Regions from separate parts of the Homo sapiens genome. Here region 1 is linked to region 2. A link is an interaction called in ENCODE POLR2A ChIA-PET data of the cell type or tissue named here. Cell type or tissue: Panc1. All regions are shown on one strand. Links, peaks and the distances in the headings refer to the core of each region. The heading gives the core; the rest is flanking DNA.

Region 1 (9,362 bases), core at 888-8,887, 140 kb after region 2:
AGAGGAGCTCAGCAGGAACTGGCAGGGGGTTTGTGGGGCAGTTGAGATGTTGAGGCAAGGCCAGTGCAGAAATCGTTATCGGGCAGGTGAAACGCCAAGAATCTGAATTAGAAGGAAGGGCATGAGAGATTGGGAGCAGAAGGTTAGAGTGGGGGGGTCTGAGGATCTTGAAGCCTATGATTTCAGGGATGGAGTAATTTGGGTGAGGTCAAGAGGGGGTGGCCATGTGAATGGGAGGCCAAAGTGGAGTGGACAAGAGTATCGACCTGGTCCAGGAGGTCCCAGAGGTGTTGGGCGTAGCACTGACATAGAGAACGAGGTCCCCAACGTGATGCTTGAGTCTGCCACAGAGAAGAGGACCTCGAGACAGATGCCAGGGTCCTGTGTGAGCAAAGAAAGCACAGCAGGGCATGGGGGAAATAACTCAGGTGAAGAGAGCAGGGAGGTAGAACAGGAGGAACAGTTACAAAAGGGAGGGCAGGGGGGCGGTGTGGAATGAGGCAGATGCCACACCCTCGTGCAGGAGAATGAGTGGTATTGCCAGACTTTGTTGGGCAAAGGGGATGGCGTCCCTGGTGTGTGTTAAAGGAGCCTGAACTCACTCACAACAAGGTAGAGAATCTGAGAAGTGTGTTTCTGCTGGTATGGGGCTTCCAGAGGACACAGCAGACCCCCTGGGAGGAAAGTGGAGAGAAAGGAACAAGGAAGAGCTGGGCAGTGTTCTTGGGAATGATCTACTTTATTATTGCTCACTGGGGCTCCTCACTCCCTTCAGTCTCGCCTCTTCAAATTCAGCCTTCACCAGAGCTGCAAGACACTCCTAAAGCACAACTCTGGTCCTGCCTTTCTGCCTCATCAACACTCAGGGGCTGCCCTTGCCCTCAAGGTAAAGTTCCTGCTCTTTGGCCTGGTACCATAAGGTCCTTTTGGAAGCACCCCATCTGCTGCCCTCTTCCCCGCCTCACCTCTCTCATCCGAAATCCCCACGAAGCAGAACTACTTATAGCACTAAGGGCACCACGATGCAGCAGGCCTCCGGGCCTTTGCACCTGCCATTCCCTCTGCCTGGAATGCCTTTTGATCACATGTGCCTAGAAAATGCCAATAAATCTTTCAAGCATTTCTTCCCTGGAGAAGCCTTCTCAGATTCCCTCAAGGAGTCACAGTCACCCCTTATTTTGTCCCACCACTCTACCTCATTTACCCTTTCACCAGGCTCTTGAGTCGGCCTTCCTCACTAAACCAGGAGTTCCTTAGGAAGACAGTGTGATACTCATTTCTCTATCCTCCATTTCCAGCCCTGTGCCTGGGATACAATAGTGCTTGGTTGATATCTAATAAAGGCACTGACCAAATTATAGCTAATAAGAAGAGCCAGCATGTACTAAGTACTTACTATAATTCCTAACATTGTGCCAAGCTCTTTAAATGCATTATCTTATGTCATCCCTGTAAGAACTGTGGTGGGTTAATACTGTTACTATATGTATTTAACAGATGAGGAAACTGAGGCTTAGGGAGGTGAAGTGACTTGCCCAAGGACATTAAGCTAGTCAGTGGTAGAGATGGGCTTCAAACTCGGCCGATACTAGTGTCCATGCACTTAGCTGTTATGCTATATTGCCTCAATGAAAGAAAGGATGACAAGATCTAGCCAGGGCAGTGGCTTACGCCTGTAATCCTAACATTCTGGGAGGCTGAGGCAGGCAGATCATTTGAGGTCAGGAGTTCGAGACTAGCCTGACCAACATGGTGAAACCCAGTCTCTACTAAAAATACAAAAAAAATTAGCTGGGCGTGGTGGCGTGCCTGTAATCTCAGCTACTTGGGAGGCTGAGGCAGGAGAATCGCTTGAACCTGGGAGGCTGAGGTTGCAGTGAGCCGAGATCGCATCACTGTACTCCAGCCTGGGCAACCGAGCAAGACTTCTTCTAAAAAATAAAAAAATAAAAAAATAGAAAGAATGAATGAATGAATGAAAGATTTCAGAGAACAGCAGGGTTATGAAGACTAGAGTTTTCAGGGGAGCCTATAAATTGACAGTAACAAAGTCAGCTTTTTCTAGAGTAACAGTAATGATCACAGATGCCAGTAGTTTCCAATCCAAAAGCCCTTCTTCCGTGCGGACAGAGTTCTGCTTTTGTCTGTGAACATCCTCCCAGTTCCTTAGGAACTCACTGCAGTGGAAGAGACCATCATTGGCCAATGATGGGTGGTGTACAGGTCTACACAAGGTTTGGAGGCTGACTTTCGAGGTGGTCAGGCTAAACTTCATACAGGCCTTTTGAAGGATGACACAAAAAGGATTAGAGAAAAAGACATTTCTTTTTTTGAGACGGAGTCTTGCTCTGTTGCCCAGGCTAGAGTGCAGTGGCGTGATCTCGGCTCGCTGCAAGCTCTGCCTCCCGGGTTCATGCCATTCTCCTGCCTCAGCCTCCCCGATAGCTGGGACTACAGGCACCCGCCACCACACCCAGCTAATTTTTTGCAATTTTAGTAGAGACGGGGTTTCACCGTGTTAGCCAGGATGGTCTCGATCTCCTGACCTCGTGATCCGACTGCCTCAGCCTCCCAAAGTGCTGGGATTACAGGCGTGAGCCACTGCGCCTGGCCGAGAAAAAGACATTTCTAAGCAGAATGAACAGCATATGCAAATTTAGAGCAACACAGCTTTCCCAGGGAAACAACTCATTTGGCATAACCTGAACTGGGCTGGCCACTTGCAGGCTGTGTGTCTCTGAGCAATTGACTTGGCGTCTCTGAGGATCAGAATTTACATTTATGGGAAAAAAGGAAAAAAGAAAGGAACTACAATAGTTGCGAAATTAGGTAACAGAATATATGTGCAAAACACAGTGCTTGGCATACATTAGGTGCACAAGAAACATTCTTTCTTATTCACCCATTATTGTCACATGGTTCTAATTCGTTATCTTCTGTCACCCAGGTGGCTTTCTTCCCTTTCTCACTCATTCCTGAGCCTAGTAACGAGGCCCCCCAACTTCCACAGACTTTTCCTCAGGCAGGAAACCCGAGCCCACTGCCTGGCCTAGGACAGCTTCTAGGGCTGTGTGGTTTGTGTTATTTCTTCTCTTTTCTCTCTCTCTCCCTCTTTTTTTTCCTAAATGCAACAAAATAAAACCAAACAAAAAGCCCAATGCCTGGCGTGGCTTGTCAGAGAGTTATGCAAGTGTGTAAAAAAATAAAATAAAATAAACATTGAGTTTTCGGCATTTGGGGCTGTTTGATTAGACACAGAGCATAGCCAAGGGCCGGTTAGACGCAGGGAAGGCTCAGGGCAGAGGTGAGAGAGGAGGGACTTGAGTGGGGGTTGGAGGTTGGAGGGGGCCCCTGGACCAACTCGGAAATGACTGTTTGCCTCCTGCAAACTTGGCAATGCTCTGGCTGAATGAACCCAGACACTGGGCATTTCGGACCCAACTGCTCCACTTTCTCTGGCTATCCACCATCCCTGTTCCCTGGCCATTGGGACACTCTAGGGGTCATTACATCCATCCTCCTGTCATTGTAAACGACCCTGTGCCCTTAACTCAATAGTCAGGGCTCCCCCCTTCTCTCCTAAGAGGGAGATTCCACAGCCTGTCTTGATTACTCACCCCCCCTATACACACACACAATCAGTACATCTTTTCTGCTCTAGCTTAACTCCCACTAACTACAGTTTTAGCCCATTTTCCTTTCCCAATCTGAAGTGAAGCTGGAGAACAGCTGTTTGTCACTCTAAGAAGTGAGTCTCCTTCCCTCCCTTCTTCGGGCTTGACTTCAACATCATCTGGGTCACTGCAGGTGTCTGTAGCCGTTCAAGACTCATTCCACAAACATGTATGGGGTTCCCACCATTAACCAGAAGTTTGTAGCCTTCATTTCATTGAACCCTCAGAACAGATGAAGCCTTGCGATTCAGAGAGGTTCAGTAACCTAGGCATGACCACACAGCTGGTAAGTGATAGAGCCAGACATGAATCTAAGTGTTATTGTATGATCTCCCTCACTCTCACCTACCAGCTGCCTCTGGAGGTGTCCTCACCTCGGTGCCCAGGATCTGATAGCCTTGGTATTTCTTCTGAACTGGGAAGATGCACAGAAGATTTGACCCTGAAGGGGGAGAGGGTGTGGTCAAGACCACCAGGCTCTGTGGAGCCTGTTCCTTGTCACTTTCCAGGTTCCTGATGGGGAAACTGGGGTTTTCATGAGGGTCTCCGGCCGCGTTCTGACGCCAAGATGAGCGGAGTTGTTGCGGGTTCTCTGGCTGCGTGGAATCCCCGGGGCGCGGGGAGGGGCAGGGGACAAAAGCAGAAGGTCTGCCCCAGGGTCCTGGGGACTTGTCCCTCCGCCAGCCCCGCGCTCGGAGCGCAGAGCGCCAGCTTCGGGCAAGGACGTGTGGACTCCCGGGCCGGCGCTCCAGTCCATTTTTTCTTGCGGATCCCTGGAAGGGGGGCCGGCTCGCGGGGGGGACTGCGAAGGGGGGGATTCCCTCCCTGGTGCTCGCAGAGGACTGGCCCCTCTCCGGGCTGGGAGCTCCGGCCGAGCGGAGGCGCGACGGAGAGCACCAGCGCAGGGCAGAGAGCCCGGAGCGACCGGCCAGAGTAGGGCATCCGCTCGGGTGCTGCGGAGAACGAGGGCAGCTCCGAGCCGCCCCGGAGGACCGATGCGCCGGGTGGGGCGCTGGCCCCGAGGGCGTGAGCCGTCCGCAGATTGAGCAACTTGGGAACGGGCGGGCGGAGCGCAGGCGAGCCGGGCGCCCAGGACAGTCCCGCAGCGGGCGGGTGAGCGGGCCGCGCCCTCGCCCCTCCCGGGCCTGCCCCCGTCGCGACTGGCAGCACGAAGGTGAGTCCCCTCGTAGCTGCCCCATCCTTCTCCCCAGCGCCCCCTTCCCCGGGAGCTGGGGCGCGGCGGGCCCTCCCGTCGGGGCTGGTTCTAGCTGGGTGCGTGGGGGGAGACAGAAAGGAAGGGGAGTCTGATCGCTCTCCGGTCGGCGATCAGGACAGGGCACCTCCTGCACCCTTCCTGCAAGTCTGCCGCCCCCGTCGGCCCTCAATCCAGCAGGCAGCCTCTTCCCCTCGAACTCCCCTCCATCCCGCAGCCCCGGGTGATCATCCTCACTCGCAGTCCTGAATTCCCCAAGTCCACCAGCCCTGTTTATACCCCGCCTCCAATCCAGAAGTTCTTGATCCTGGGGCTCATTGGCTCGGATTCCCCCAAGTCCCACGGTCTCTGGTGACCCCCACCCCAGTCCGCAGCCTGGGCCTGGGTTCGACGTGGCAGGCGGCATGCGCTGCGGCCCCCGGTGCGCAGCGAAGTGGCGCGGCTCCCTGGCCCTCGGGGTCTGGCGCTCAGGAACCGATGGTATCGCTTAGTTGGGGAGAGGTGGGGGCTATGTTCGCCCGGGACTCCCTGGAGGGCCGGGACAGACTTGGAGTGAGTGTGCTTGGGGGCAGGAGTTTTCTTGTGAAACTGGCCTCTCAGACGTGGACAGCTCTCTTGGCTCTTGAGGGCCAGCCAGGGGAACCTCAGGTCCGCGTCTCCCTCGGCACCTGTTGGGGCCTCTGCGGGATGGTGGGGGAGGGAAGAAGAATGTGCGCGCTTGCGGGGGTGATGGAGGGGTGAAGAAGCCATCCTCCGCTGCCCTTGCTTTTGGAGGGGGGGCACGGCCCCAGCACCTGGCTTGGCTCCGACAGACAGGCTAATCCCGACAGGTCGGACAGGCACATACTTTGTCCCGCCCCCCGCCCGCAATTCTTCTGCCCCCGCCTGCCAGCCTGCTGGGCGGCCAAAACTCTCCAGCCTGTAGCCCGGCCCGGGGAGGGCTAATGCGAAATTATCTAGATAGTTTACATTTTTGGGTCTGTATCGGGCCCCTGATGGAGTACCACTTTATTCTGACGGTATTGCAGGCAAGAAGGTGAAAGTGATTCCAGCCCCCTCCCGGGGCTGAGTTTCTGCCCTCAGCTCCACCTCCAGCTGTGTCCCCCTCCCCGACCTGTATACTCCCCTCCGAGGCCCTTGTGGCCTCTCGCTTTGGTCTCCCTTCTCAGCTCTGCCTCTGCCACCAGCCCCGTCCCCACTTTGCAGGTCCACTCCCCAAGCTGGGTTGTGCCCCACACTCAGCAGCTCCCAGCGGGTTGCCCCGCCCTCCCCACACCCAGTCCTGGGTAGCAAACCTGAGGGCAGGTCCCTAACTGGGTCTGTAACCCCTGGGACACTTAACCATTCAGGGCCAGGTCTCTTCCCCTGTAAAATGGAAATAATTCTACCTTCCTCCTTCCATTGTGAGGAGTAAACGAAGACCTGGCACATGGCAGGTGGAGGGAGGCATCTAACAAGTGTGAATCCCTCACCCCCACAGTGGCAGAGAGAAATGCCCTTTCTTACCCCCACCAATAACCTGAGGCACTGCCAGCAGTCCCCATTCTATCTGTGTAGAGTGAGCCTCAAAAACATAAACTGCCAGTGCCATATAGCCCATGGCTCAAAGGAAATCAGACAGAGGACTCTAAAAGAAATGAAGCAGCCTGCTTAAAAGGGAGTCATCAGCTCATATCTCCTCTCTCAGCCCTAGCCCATGCTGTCCATGTCTGCAAGAGTGCATGCCTGTGTGTGCGCATATGGGGTCAGGGACTAGATGCAGGAATGTGGAGCCACTGAGGCAGGGACCTGTGGCCCTCTGAGGCTTGGTGCTGCAGGGTTCCTAGTCCGAGACCTGTCCAGCATTTCAAATCAGATTTCATGTAAGATCCTGGATTTTCCACTCCTCTTTTAGAAAATCAGAAGATCTTTCAACAATCAGTCAGAGCTGAACGGCATATGCTCCCTTTAGATGGGGCATTTACCCTCCAGTTTACCCCCTCCACATCCAGCTTCAATCATATATGTCATTTGTACCCCCTGGTATAGAGGAACTCTTAGCCCCTTTACAGGGTTGATTCTATATGTACATTTTCAAAAAGTGCTTGCAACTCTTCCCATCCCAGAGGTGGGGGAGGCCAGTGTCACTTGCTTCAGTGAAATTTACATCTGGATCCTCCTTACGATTTTCCAGCTGAGATTGTGGTTTCCTGGTGATTCAGGTGGGAGTGGGCCAGAAGATCACCGCTGGCAAGGACTGGGTGAGTGTGGCAGGGGTCAGCTGAAAACTAGGACCTGGGAGGATTGAGAAGGAATTTAGAGGGAGAGGAGAGGGAGGAAAAAGAAGGGAGCTAACATTTGCCGAGCACTCACCCTCAATTGCCAGGCACCATGACAGGTTGGCACAAGGAATGCAGAGATGCATAGGGGACATTTTGTGCCCCAAAAAACCCCAGGGATATTGATCACGCAGTGAGTCCAAAGTCTTTCAGATCCAGGGTTAACACCAAGTTTGTCTAATGCAGTGTTTGTCAACTGTAAGGACTCATGGAACAGATCTACCAGGGATTCTCAGACCTTAGTTTGAGAAATGCTGCAATTAAAGGCAAATCCTATCACTCTGAGTGATCGCTTTGGTGTCGAGGCAATCAACCATAAAGATAAATGCAAATATGGAAATTGCATAACAGTACTCAGTATTAAGGTTAGTATCCAGATGATACAGAACATGTTCATATTGCCTTTTGAATGATTATTAGAATGTAGACACAAAGTGAAGCTTTGGTCATAACAAATACAGCAAATATTATTGAGTCATCACTGTGTGCCAGCACCATTCTAAGCAGTTTTGTGTATTAACTCATTTAAGTTATAAACAACAATAACCTTCATGCAGATAAGAAAACAGGCTCAGACCAGCTAAGCAAGGTAACATAGCTAATAAGTAGCAGAACCAATATTCAAATCCAGGCAGTCTGACTCTGAAGTTTATGCCCGTGACTATCATGCTGTACAGCCAGCCTCTGAGACTACAGACTTGGGCCAGAAGACCCCAGTTTGATAAACTCAACTGGACATCTATAATCTGTGGGTGAGAGAATTGTGTAGTGGGGGCTGGGGAGGATAGAAAGGCTTTGGTAAATCAGGCAGGGAGTACTGGAGGGGCGTGCAGGGGTTGGCAGCTGACGGGCATTTGGGGGTAGCTGGGGGCATCTCCTCTGGCTCAGGCCACAGCACCAGGTGGGATCCATCAGCCTCATGTAAACACTTCTCACAGGCAGCTTAACCACTTGAGTGTGTCTGGCCTTCAAAGCCAGCGGGAGAGGCCAAGGAGGGAGGTACTGAACTCCCTTAGGGGATAATGATTTATCTCCCGTGCAGGTGGGCTCTGCTGGGGCCTCCCTGACAGGCGAGGGGGTGGACTGGCACTGAAGAGCCTAGAGGGGAAAGGATTAGGACAGGGGGTGGGAGGGGCACCTCCACTCCAGCACCTCAGATTTCTCATTCCTGAGCCTGAACTCTCTGACTCTCAGCTAGCCTGTGACATAGTCATGCTTGTCCCCATTTTATAGATGTGAAACAGGTTCAGTGAGGCTACATGACTTGTTCGAAGGCATCTAGCCACTGGAGGGGAAGGTGATGGCTCCCTGGCATCTACAGAGACTCTGTGCTATTGGCCTGCATGCTCTGTTGTGGTGTGGGTGTGTGTGGGGGAGTGTGGGGTGTGCGTGGGCAGGCCGCTGCTGTGGAAGAACCTTGAGAGCATCAGAGCATGTGTGTGATCCCGTGACGGGGAAGCAGGGTTTTCATTCTCACTCCCAGGTTGGGCTCAGATGTCCAACTTCCCAGACACATCTGATCAGGGGAGGGACCGGCTCCCCTGCCCCCATCACCCCAGCCGGCCAGCGGGTCCAGAGACCTGGCTCTCGCTGGGCTGGGGGATTATCCCCATTCTCTGTGTCTCTGGCCAGGGCGGGCATTGCTGCCTCTTTTATCCTCTCACAAAGGCCAGGCCCGCCGGGCCTGCTGTGTCAGAGTTTCTGTGGCCGGGGGAAGCCTTACTTCCTTTTCTCCCGCCAAGCCCAGAGGGCCAGGCAGGGTCTGCCAGCTTGCCGGGGGCCACTGCTCTAACTCCAGGACAGGTGAAAGGCACATGGGTGACTCAGCCCCGGGAAGAAAAGGCTGAGGGGTCACTCATGCAAGGACAGAGAGAGAGAGAGAGCTCCTCTTCAAGAGACAGGATACTACTGCAGCATGAGGTCTGTAGGGTAGACTTAAGGAAGGACTTCCAGTTAGAGCTGGACAACATGAAGCAGGGGTGGGACCAGCTGGCTCCCGTTATTGAGAAATCATCAGTGATCCACAAGTTTGGTTTGAATGTCTGCCATATTCTGGCTACACAGGTTGCCGGCTCCGGTCCCAGGTTAGGGAATTCTGTAAGACAGGAAAAGGAGCAGATTTCTTCTAGAAAGGTGCTAGGTAGGTAACTTGTAATG
Region 2 (9,362 bases), core at 436-8,435:
ACCCTCCCCTGTCCCTTCTGTGTCCTCCAGTCTTTTTCTATCTTCCTTCCTTTTCTTTCTTTTAACAGAGACAGAGGAATGGGGACTGTAGAGGCCTACACCATGGGAAGGGGGCAAAGGGCTCTCCCAGCCCCTACCAGAGGCCACGAGGAAGGGTGTTTGATACGAGTCTCACCAGGAGCCTCATAGTCACTCTTGTTGTATGGAGCTATAGAGAAGGATTTGTAGACAAGGGCACCAGGCATGGCACTGGGGACCTGTTGTGGGGTCAGGTGGGCAATGCAGTACTTGACCTGGTCAGAGACACCTCTCCCTGCAGCTCCTCGGCTGTGATGAAGTTCTTGTCCCCTGCCATGACCTTGAAGGAGGTAACGACCTGGCTGTGTCTACGTTGGTTGTCTCCCAAGACCTGAAGTTGATGAAGGCTTGGGAGGCCACAAGGCTGCTATGGTTGGGGTCAACCACACTCCCGGTGCAGTTGAACTCAGCATTGCTCTGCTGTTATCCTCCACATTGTAGCCCAAGCTGATGAAGCAGGCCTTGAACTCCTTCAGCCCCAGCACCCTGCCATGGCTCTTGTCAGTGTGGCTGAAGGACACCTGAAACTCTTGCATCTGCTCCTGGCCAATGCCCTGGGTATTGCAGGTGAGGATCTGGTTCTTGACCTCACTGATGGTGCAGCCAATGGTGGTGAGCAGCTGCTCCCAGCCGTGCGGATGTGTTCCACCATGTAGCTGATATGCTTGTTGTTGAAGATGAAGACCTCCTGGAGGAGCTGGTGCTCTGCGTCAGCAGGTCCAGGTTCAGCTTGTGGTCCATGATGTTTTGCTCATATTGCTTCAGGTTTAGCTGGTCCTCTGGGTTCCCCTTCATTTTGATGGAGCTGCACCCACTTTCCTCCATCTTGGTCTGGATCCAGGGCCCCATGACATTGGCCTGGCTGGAGAACTGGTGGTGGAGGTGCTCGTTGGACTGCTGCTTGCTCTGCTCCTCCAGAAGTGCATAATCCTGCTTTGACACCAACTGCTGCACCTTTGCCCACTGGGAGTGGATGAACTGTGTGGGGTCGGGGGAGGTGACAGTGGTGTAGGGGTTGCTGCCTGACAGCTTGGTATGTTTGCTATCTGTGATCCTCTGGGCTTCCTTGTGGGTGGCCAGGATAGCCTCTTTCTCCCTATCATTATCTGGCAGGGTCAACTTTTGGCTGTGGGCTGAGATCAGGCCCTCAATCTTCTCAGTATTGTAGATGAGGAACATGTCCTGGAGCTCCTCCACGGCACTCTCCATCCAGTTGTAGAAGGCTCTGCCCACTTGGCATACTCCAGGTACAGATGATCAGTGGCCTCCAGCTGCTTCTTCATTTTCTCCAGGGCTTCCCTGTGACTGTGGGTCAGAGAGTACAGGGTTTCCCACTCCTTGTAAATCTTCTGGCACTGGGCATTGACAACTGTGGGAGTCACAGTAATCCAGCTCGTTGAGTTCCTGGGCAGTGTCCTCTATGATATTGTGAAATAATGTATTTGGTCTTTGATCCTGCTTCCTGGCATACAATGACTAAAAAATAATTAGAATTTCCAAAACAATGTCTTTTTTTTGTATGCTGATGAGTTGATGGATGGCTGGCAGCCCCTAGGGAGCTTCAGGATGGAGGCTGGTCACCAGAAAAACCAAGGGATAAGTAGAGGGTTGGGACTTTCAGCCCCACTGCCCAACCCCTGAGGAGGGAAGAGGGGCTGAAGATTAAGTTGATCAGCAATAGCCAGTGATTTAATCAATCATGCCTATATAATGAAGCCTCCATAAAACCCTGAAAAGACAGGGTTCACAGAGCTTCTGGAGAGCTGAACACATGGAGGTTCCTGAAGAGTGGCATCCCCAGAGAGGGCATGGAAGTCCCAAGTCCCCTTTCCCACACCTTGCCCTATGTGTCTCTTCATCTGTATCCTTTGTAATATCCTGTGTAATAAACAAGCCAAAGTAAGTAAAGCGTTTTTCTGAGTTCTGTGAGCTGCTCTAGCAAATTAATGGAACCCAAGTAGCGGGTAGCAGGATCCCCAATTTATAGCGAGTTGGTCTGAAGCACAGGCAAAAATAATTGGGCTTGTGATTAGCATCTGAAGTGGAGGCAGTATTGCAGGACTGAGCCCTTTCCCTGTGGGATCTGACACTATCTCCAGGTAGATAAAGTCAGAATTGAATTGAACTGGAGGACAACCAGCTTGTGTCTGCTGCAGATTTGATTGCTTGTTCCGTGGGTGGGGAAAACCCCACACACATTTGGTCACAGAAGCATTCTGGGTTGTGTGAGAGCAGAGGAAAAGTAGTTTGAGTTTTTTCCACTCTCAGAGCCTTGATCAGCTCCACAAAGTCCTGGTGTATGGCCAGATCACTCTCGAAGGCTTCATGGTTGTGGATAAGGGCTTTGATGTCTGATAGGGTGGCTGTCTCATAGTCCCGCTGCTTAAGCCTGGCTTCCTTCTCATCGGTCCAGGCCTCATGGATGGAGGTCTTCTGGAACTTCTCTGCCAGGTGGTTGAGCTGCTCCAGCCTGTGAATATCATTCAGCAGCAACTCCTCATGTCAATTCTTGGCCTACTCCAGGTGCTGCCCACTGTTGTTGATGTTCAAGACCATCTTACCCTCAGAGCCCATGAAGGCAGGCTGGTTGCTTAGGTGCAGCTTGGTCTGCAGCGTGTTGAAGGTGAGCTCCAGCTGGCCTCTCTCCTGCACTTTGGACAGCTTGTGGATGCACCAGTAGTCATGAAAGACTTCTGCTACATCTCCTGGAAGGTCTTTTGGGGTATGGGGTTCTCCAGTCAGGGGGGCTGTTTTGCTGAATCCACTCCAGGAGATCACTGGCCAGCCTCTTGTAATTTTCCATCAACTGCTCATGCCCCTGGTAGACAGCCAACATTTTGCGGTTCTGGTTGGTGGCAGTTGCTACTAAAAATACAAAAAATTAGCCAGGCGTGGTAGCACATGCCTGTAATCCCAGTTACTTGGGAGGCTGAGACAGGAGAATCACTTGAACTCAGGAGGTGGAGGTTGCAGTGAGGCGAGATCAGGCCATTGCACTCCAGTCTGTGCGACAGAGTGAGACTGTCTCAAAAAAAAAAGGCCGGGTGCAGTGGCTCATACCTGTAATCCCAACACTTTGGGAGGCTGAGGCAGGTGGATAACCTGAGGTCAGGAGTTCGAGACCAGCCTGACCAACATGATGAAACCCCATCTCTACTAAAAATACAAAATTAGCCAGGTGTGGTGGCGCTTGCCTGTAATCCCAGCTACTTGGGAGGCTGAGGCAGGAGAATCACTTGAATCCAGGAGGCGGATGTTGCAGTGAACTGAGGTTGCAACATTGCGCTCCAGCCTGAGAGACGAGTAAGACTTCGTCTAAAAAAAAAAAAATTACAATGTTAGTTTAGCGATATTGATTTTCTTTTAGTTACTGTTTGTATTATGTACCGTTTGCACATACTATCCTGTTTGTATGTTTGTTTGTTTACAACCTTTGCTTTAACATATCTGTATCCTTATGTGGAAATTTCTTTTCTTTCTTTCTTTTTTTTGAGATGGAGTTTCGCTCTTGTTGCCCAGGCTGGAGTGCAATGGCGCGATCTTGGCTCACCACGACCCCCCGGGCTCAAGCGATTCTTCTGCCTCAGCCTCCCAAGTAGCTGGGATTACAGGCATGCGCCACCATGGTTGGCTAATTTTGTATTTTTAGTAGAGATGGGGTTTCTCCATGTTGGTCAAGCTGGTCTTAAACTCCCGACCTCAGGTGATCTGCCCACGTTGGCTTCCCAAAGTGCTGGGATTACAGGCATGAACCACTGTGCCTGGCTATGTGGAAGTTTTTTAAAGCAGTATAAAGTTGCTGTTTAAAACCCAATCTGGGCCAGGTGTGGTGGCCCATGCCCATAATCCCAGCACTTTGGGAGGCTGAGGCAAATGGATCACTTGAGCTCAGGAGCTCAAGACCAGCCTTCGCAACATGGTGAAACCTCATCTCCACCAAAAAAAGAAAAGTACTAAAATTAGCTGGGCATGATGGCATCCGCCTGGAGTCCCAGCTACTTAGGAGATTGAGGTGTGAAGATCACTCAAGTCCAGGAGGCAGAGGTTGCAGTGAGCTGTGATCATGCCACTGAACTCCAGCCTGGGTGACGGAATGAGACCTTGTCTCAAAAAATAAAAAATAAAAAATTTAAAAAAATTAAAAAAAACCCCAAAACAAAAATCCAATCTGGGCTGGCCATGGTGGTTCTCCCCTATAATCCCAGTGCTCTGGGAGGCTGAGGCAGAAGGATTTCTTGAGGCCAGCAATTCGAGAGCAGCCTGGACAACATAGCAAGACCCTGACTCTACAAAATTTTTTAAAAAAATTAGCCAGGTACAGTGGCACATGCCTGTAGTCCTAGCTATTTTAGAGGCTAAGGTGGGAGGATTGCTTGAGCCCAAGAGGTTGAGGCTGCAGTGAACTATGATTGCACCACTGCACTCCAGCCTGGGCAACAGAACAAGATCCTGTCTCTAAGAAATTTTTTTAATACTAAAAAATAAAAATAATAAGTAAATTAGAAACTCAATCTGACTATCTTTGTTTTTATTTTATTTTATTTTGTTTGGTTTTAGTTTTTGAGACAGGGTCTCACTCTCACCCAGGCTGGAGTGCAGTGTCACAATCATGGCTCACTGCAGCCTCAACCTCCCAGGCTCAAGTGATCTTCCCACCTCAGCCTCTCAAGTAGCTGGGGCCACAGGTGTGCATCACCATGCCCAGCTACTTTTTGTATTCCTTCACAGAGACGGGGTTTTACCATATTGTCCAGGCTGGTCTCTACCTCCTGGGCTCAAGTGACCCTCCTGCCTGAGCCTCCCAGAGTGCTGGGATTACAGGCATGAGCCACAGCACCCGGCCCAATCTTTGTTTTAAAATAGGAATATTTAGTCCATTTATATTTAAAATAGTTATTTATGCATCTGAGTTTCAAGATATCCTAGTATTTGTATTCTATCTATCCCACATGTTCGATGTTCCTTTTTTCCTCTCTTCTAAATCTTTTTTGATTATTTTTATTATTCCAAATGTTTCTACATTAGCTTGTTAGTAACATATTTTTATTACTATTTTTCCATGATTACCATGGTAATTACAGCATGCATCCTTGACTTGCTAAAGTTTAATATAAATTAATTCTTTTACCACTTCATAGACAATGCAAGTACCTTAAAATACTTTAACTCCATTTATCTGCTCCCACACTCTGTGCTATTTTTGTGATGTTTTAATTCTATGTGCATTTAGAACTTCACATGACATTATCACTTTATACAGTTATTGTTCATTTATTTTTACCCACATATTTACTTTCTTTTGACCTTATTTTTTTCCTGGATGTTCATAATTCCTTTTGAGTTTTTTAAAAAAATTCCCTTTAATATGTTTTTAGTGTGGATCTGTGAAGAATTTTGACTGTGGGAAAACATATTTATTTTACCTTCATTTTTGAAGAATATTTTCACTGAGTATAGCATTTTAGATTGATATTTTCTTTTAGCACTTTATAGATGCCATTCCATCATCTTCTGGATTTTATCATTTCTATGAAAGAGTCAGTTGTCAGTCTTTTTATTTTATTTTATTTTCGAGACAGGTCTCGCTCTGTCTCCCAGTTTGGAGTACAGTAGCATAAACACAGCTCACTGCAGACTTGACCTCCCAGGCTCAAATGATTCTCTTCCCATCTCAGCCTTCTGAGTAGCTAGGACAACAGGGGCATGCCGCTATGCCTGGATAATTTTTCTATTTTTAGTGGAGATGGGATTTCACCACGTTGCCCAGGCTGGTCTCAAACTGCTGGGCTCAAGTGATCCTCCTGTCTCAGCCTCCCAAAGTGCTGAGATTACAAGCATGAGCCACTGTGCCTGGCCTCAGCCCTTTTTTCAAAAAATTGAGACAGTCTTGTTCTGTTGCCCAGGCTGGAGTGCAGTGGTGTGATCCTAGCTCACTGTAGCCTCAACCTGCTGGGTCAAGTGATCCCCCACTACAACCTCCTGAGTAGCTGGGACTACAGGTGCACACCATCATGTCTGGCTAATTCTTGTATTTTTTTTTGTACAGATGGAGTCTCGCTGTGTTGCCTAGGCTGATATTGAACTCCTGGCCTCAAGTGATCCTTCTTCCTTGGCCTTCCAAAGTGCTGGGGTTACAGGCATGAGCAACCATGCCTAACCAAAGTTGTTCATGTGTGTGTGTGTGTGTACGTGTGTGTGTGTGTGTTTTGTTTGTTTGTTTGTTTTGAGACAGAGTCTCACTCTATCGCCCAAGCTGGAGTGCAGTGGTGCAATCTTGGCTCACTGCAACCTCCACTTCCCAGGTTCAAGCAATCCTCCTGCCTCAGCCTCCCCAGTAGCTGGGACTATGGGAGCGTGCCACCATGCCTGGTTAATTTTTGTATTTTTAGTAGAGATGGGGTTTCACCATGTTGGCCAGGCTGGTCTTGAACTCCTGACCTCAGGTGATCCGCCTGCCTCGGCCTCCCAAAGTGCTGGTATTACAGGCATGAGCCACCACACTCCACCATTGTCAGTCTTAATGTTGTTCCTTTGAAGGTAATGTGTCTCTCCCTCTCTAATTGCTTTTAATATTTTTTCTTTGTCTTTGGTTTTCAGCAGTTTTATTATGAAATGCTTAAATACAGTTTTCGGCCAACTGTGGTGGCTCATGCTTATAATCTCAGCACTTTGGGAGGCCGAGGTGGGCAGATCACTTGAGGTAGGGAGTTTGAGACAAGCCTGGCCAACATGGCAAAACCCTGTCTCTAATAAAAATACAAAAATTAGCTGGGCATGGTGGCACGTGCCTCAGCTACTCGGGAGGCTGAGGCAGGAGGATTGCTCGAACCCGGGAGGCAGAGGGTTGCAGTGAGCCGACATGACACCACTGCACTCCAGCGTGGGTGACAGAGTGAGACGCTGTCTCAAAAAAAAAAAGTGTAGTTTTCTTTGCATTTATCCTGCTTGGGATTGATAGTGCTTCTTGAGTATGTGTCTTGATATCTTTCATCAATTTTGGAAAATTTTCAACTACTCTCTTTTCAAATAGTACTTCTTTCCTGTTTCCTCTTTCTAGGACTCTAATTCCATGTATTTAGGCCTTTTTGCCATGTCCCATATGTCTCTTTCTCTCTTACCTATATATATATTTTTTATTATACTTTAAGTTTTAGGGTACATGTGCGCAACGTGCAGGTTAGTTACATATGTATACATGTGCCATGTTGGTGTGCTGCACCCATTAACTCATCATTTAACATTAGGTATATCTCCTAATGCTATCCCTCCCCCCTCCCCCCACCCCACAACAGGTCCCGGTGTGTGATGTTGCCTGCCCTTCCTGTGTCCATGTGTTCTCATTGTTCAATTCCCACCTATAAGTGAGAATATGCAGTGTTTGGTTTTTTGTCCTTGTGATAGTTTGCTGAGAATGATGGTTTCCAGCTTCATCCATGTCCCTACAAAGGACATGAACTCATCATTTTTTATGGCTGCATAGTATTCCATGGTGTATATGTGCCACATTTTCTTAATCCAGTCTATCATTGTTGGACATTTGGCTTGGTTCCAAGTCTTTGCTATTGTGAATAGTGCCACAATAAACATATATGTGCATGTGTCTTTATAGCAGCATGATTTATAATCCTTTGGGTATATACCCAGTAATGGGATTGCTGGGTCAAATGGTATTTCTAGTTCTAGATCCCTGAAGAATGGCCACACTGACTTCCACAAGGGTTGAACTAGTTTACAGTCCCACCAACAGTGTAAAAGTGTTCCTATTTCTCCACATCCTTTCCAGCACCTGTTGTTTCCTGACTTTTTAATGATTGCCATTCTAACTGGTGTGAGATGGTATCTTATTGTGGTTTTGATTTGCATTTCTCTGATGGCCAGTGATGATGAGCACTTTTTCATCTGTCTTTTGGCTGCATAAATGTCTTCTTTTGAGAAGTGTCTGTTCATATCCTTTGCCCACTTGTTGATGGGGTTGTTTGTTTTTTTCTTGTAGATTTGTTTGAGTTCATTGTAGATTCTGGATATTAGCCCTTTGTCAGATGAGCAGATTGCAAAAATTTTCTCCCATTCTGTAGGTTGCCTGTTCACTCTGATGGTAGTTTCTTTTGCTGTGCAGAAGCTCTTTAGTTTAATTAGATCCTATTTGTCAATTTTGGCTTTTGTTGCCATTGCTTTTTGTGTTTTAGACATGAAGTCCTTGCCCATGCCTATTTTCAATTCTTTTCTCTCTTCTGATACTAGATATTTTATGCTGAAACTATATTTCACATCATTAATCCTAGAATTAGCTGTGTCTAACCTGCTATCAGCTCCATCTACTATGTTAAATTCAATTATTATATTTTTCAGTTCTAGGATTTCAATTGCATTCTTTTTTAGAGTATCCAGGTTTGGTGATTTTGCACTCTACCAGAATTCCAATGCAAAATCTTACTGTTCTATACAGATCTACTCCTATCCAATTATATCAACCAATACAATCTCATTTTTGTTTAAGCCAGTTTTATTTGGTTTCCTGTTAAACACGACTGAAAAATCTTAACTGCCAATGTGGAGATATCCCCCTTCATGATGTTGTAATAATGGCTGCAGCAGCTCCAGGTGTCAAATGCAGACATGACATCCAGAGAAGAAGTGGAATGCTGCCTGTCATCCATCTCTGTTTATTAGGAGTGAAAATCTTTTCTATAATTTCTAATTCAGAAGGCCAGGGTTGTAATCACACACTACATGGAATGGGATGGGAATGATTACCAAACAGCAATCTTTACTTATCCCTGAACTTGGGGAGAGGATCATCTTTCACTAGCAAACAACTACAGTAGAAGAACATCCAAATAAAACTGGGACTCTGCCAGCAATATAAAATATGAAAGGGGAAAGCTATTGGGTAAATAATCAACAGTGTTTATGACACTAATAGATGTATTAATTTTCTGTAAAGTTGTGTGTGTGGGTAGAAAATATCAGGAATTGTACATATCAATCTTTAGCAGAATTTAAATTTGGGAGGGGGACTATCTGGAGTGGAAAGGATGGATATTTTTACTTATACAATTTTCATTAGTTTATATTACTTTGGTGATTTAAATTTAAAAGAACTTCAATCTAAAAATGGGCTGCTCAGAAGTAGAGCTAGAACAAAAATATAGAGTCAGAAGGCTGGATATGGTGGTCCACACCTGTAATCCCAATGCTTTGGGAGGTCGAGGCAGGAGGATCACTTTAGGCCAGACTTTGAGACCAGCCTGGGGAACATAGTGATACCCTGTCTCTACAAAAGA

What was found. ChIA-PET counts read pairs that join two places held together with the same protein. Peaks named below come from ENCODE experiments on the same cell type or tissue, not always from the same donor. Only the 100,000 strongest peaks of a DNase experiment are listed, where the experiment ranks them.
Region 1: POLR2A ChIA-PET joins it to region 2 with 7 read pairs; 3 of 35 experiments call an interaction of 5 or more read pairs at or near these places.

The regions. Positions count from the first base shown.
Region 1 is chr1:37,630,052-37,639,413 of GRCh38, reverse strand. RSPO1 (R-spondin 1) reads left to right here and starts at 4,522. Exons shown (of 7, transcript NM_001242908.2): 1 at 4,522-4,848; 2 at 7,061-7,127. RefSeq lists enhancers at 4,121-4,647, 4,648-5,175, 5,704-6,231, 8,240-8,753, 8,655-8,824. In Panc1, for the core only: no CTCF peak of the experiment used is centred there; no DNase peak of the experiment used is centred there; H3K4me3 peaks cover 905 bases; H3K27me3 peaks cover 3,584 bases.
Region 2 is chr1:37,770,246-37,779,607 of GRCh38, reverse strand. It overlaps the pseudogene ACTN4P2. Among named protein-coding and RNA genes, the nearest start is that of EPHA10, 9.8 kb to the right of the region's middle. In Panc1, for the core only: no CTCF peak of the experiment used is centred there; no DNase peak of the experiment used is centred there.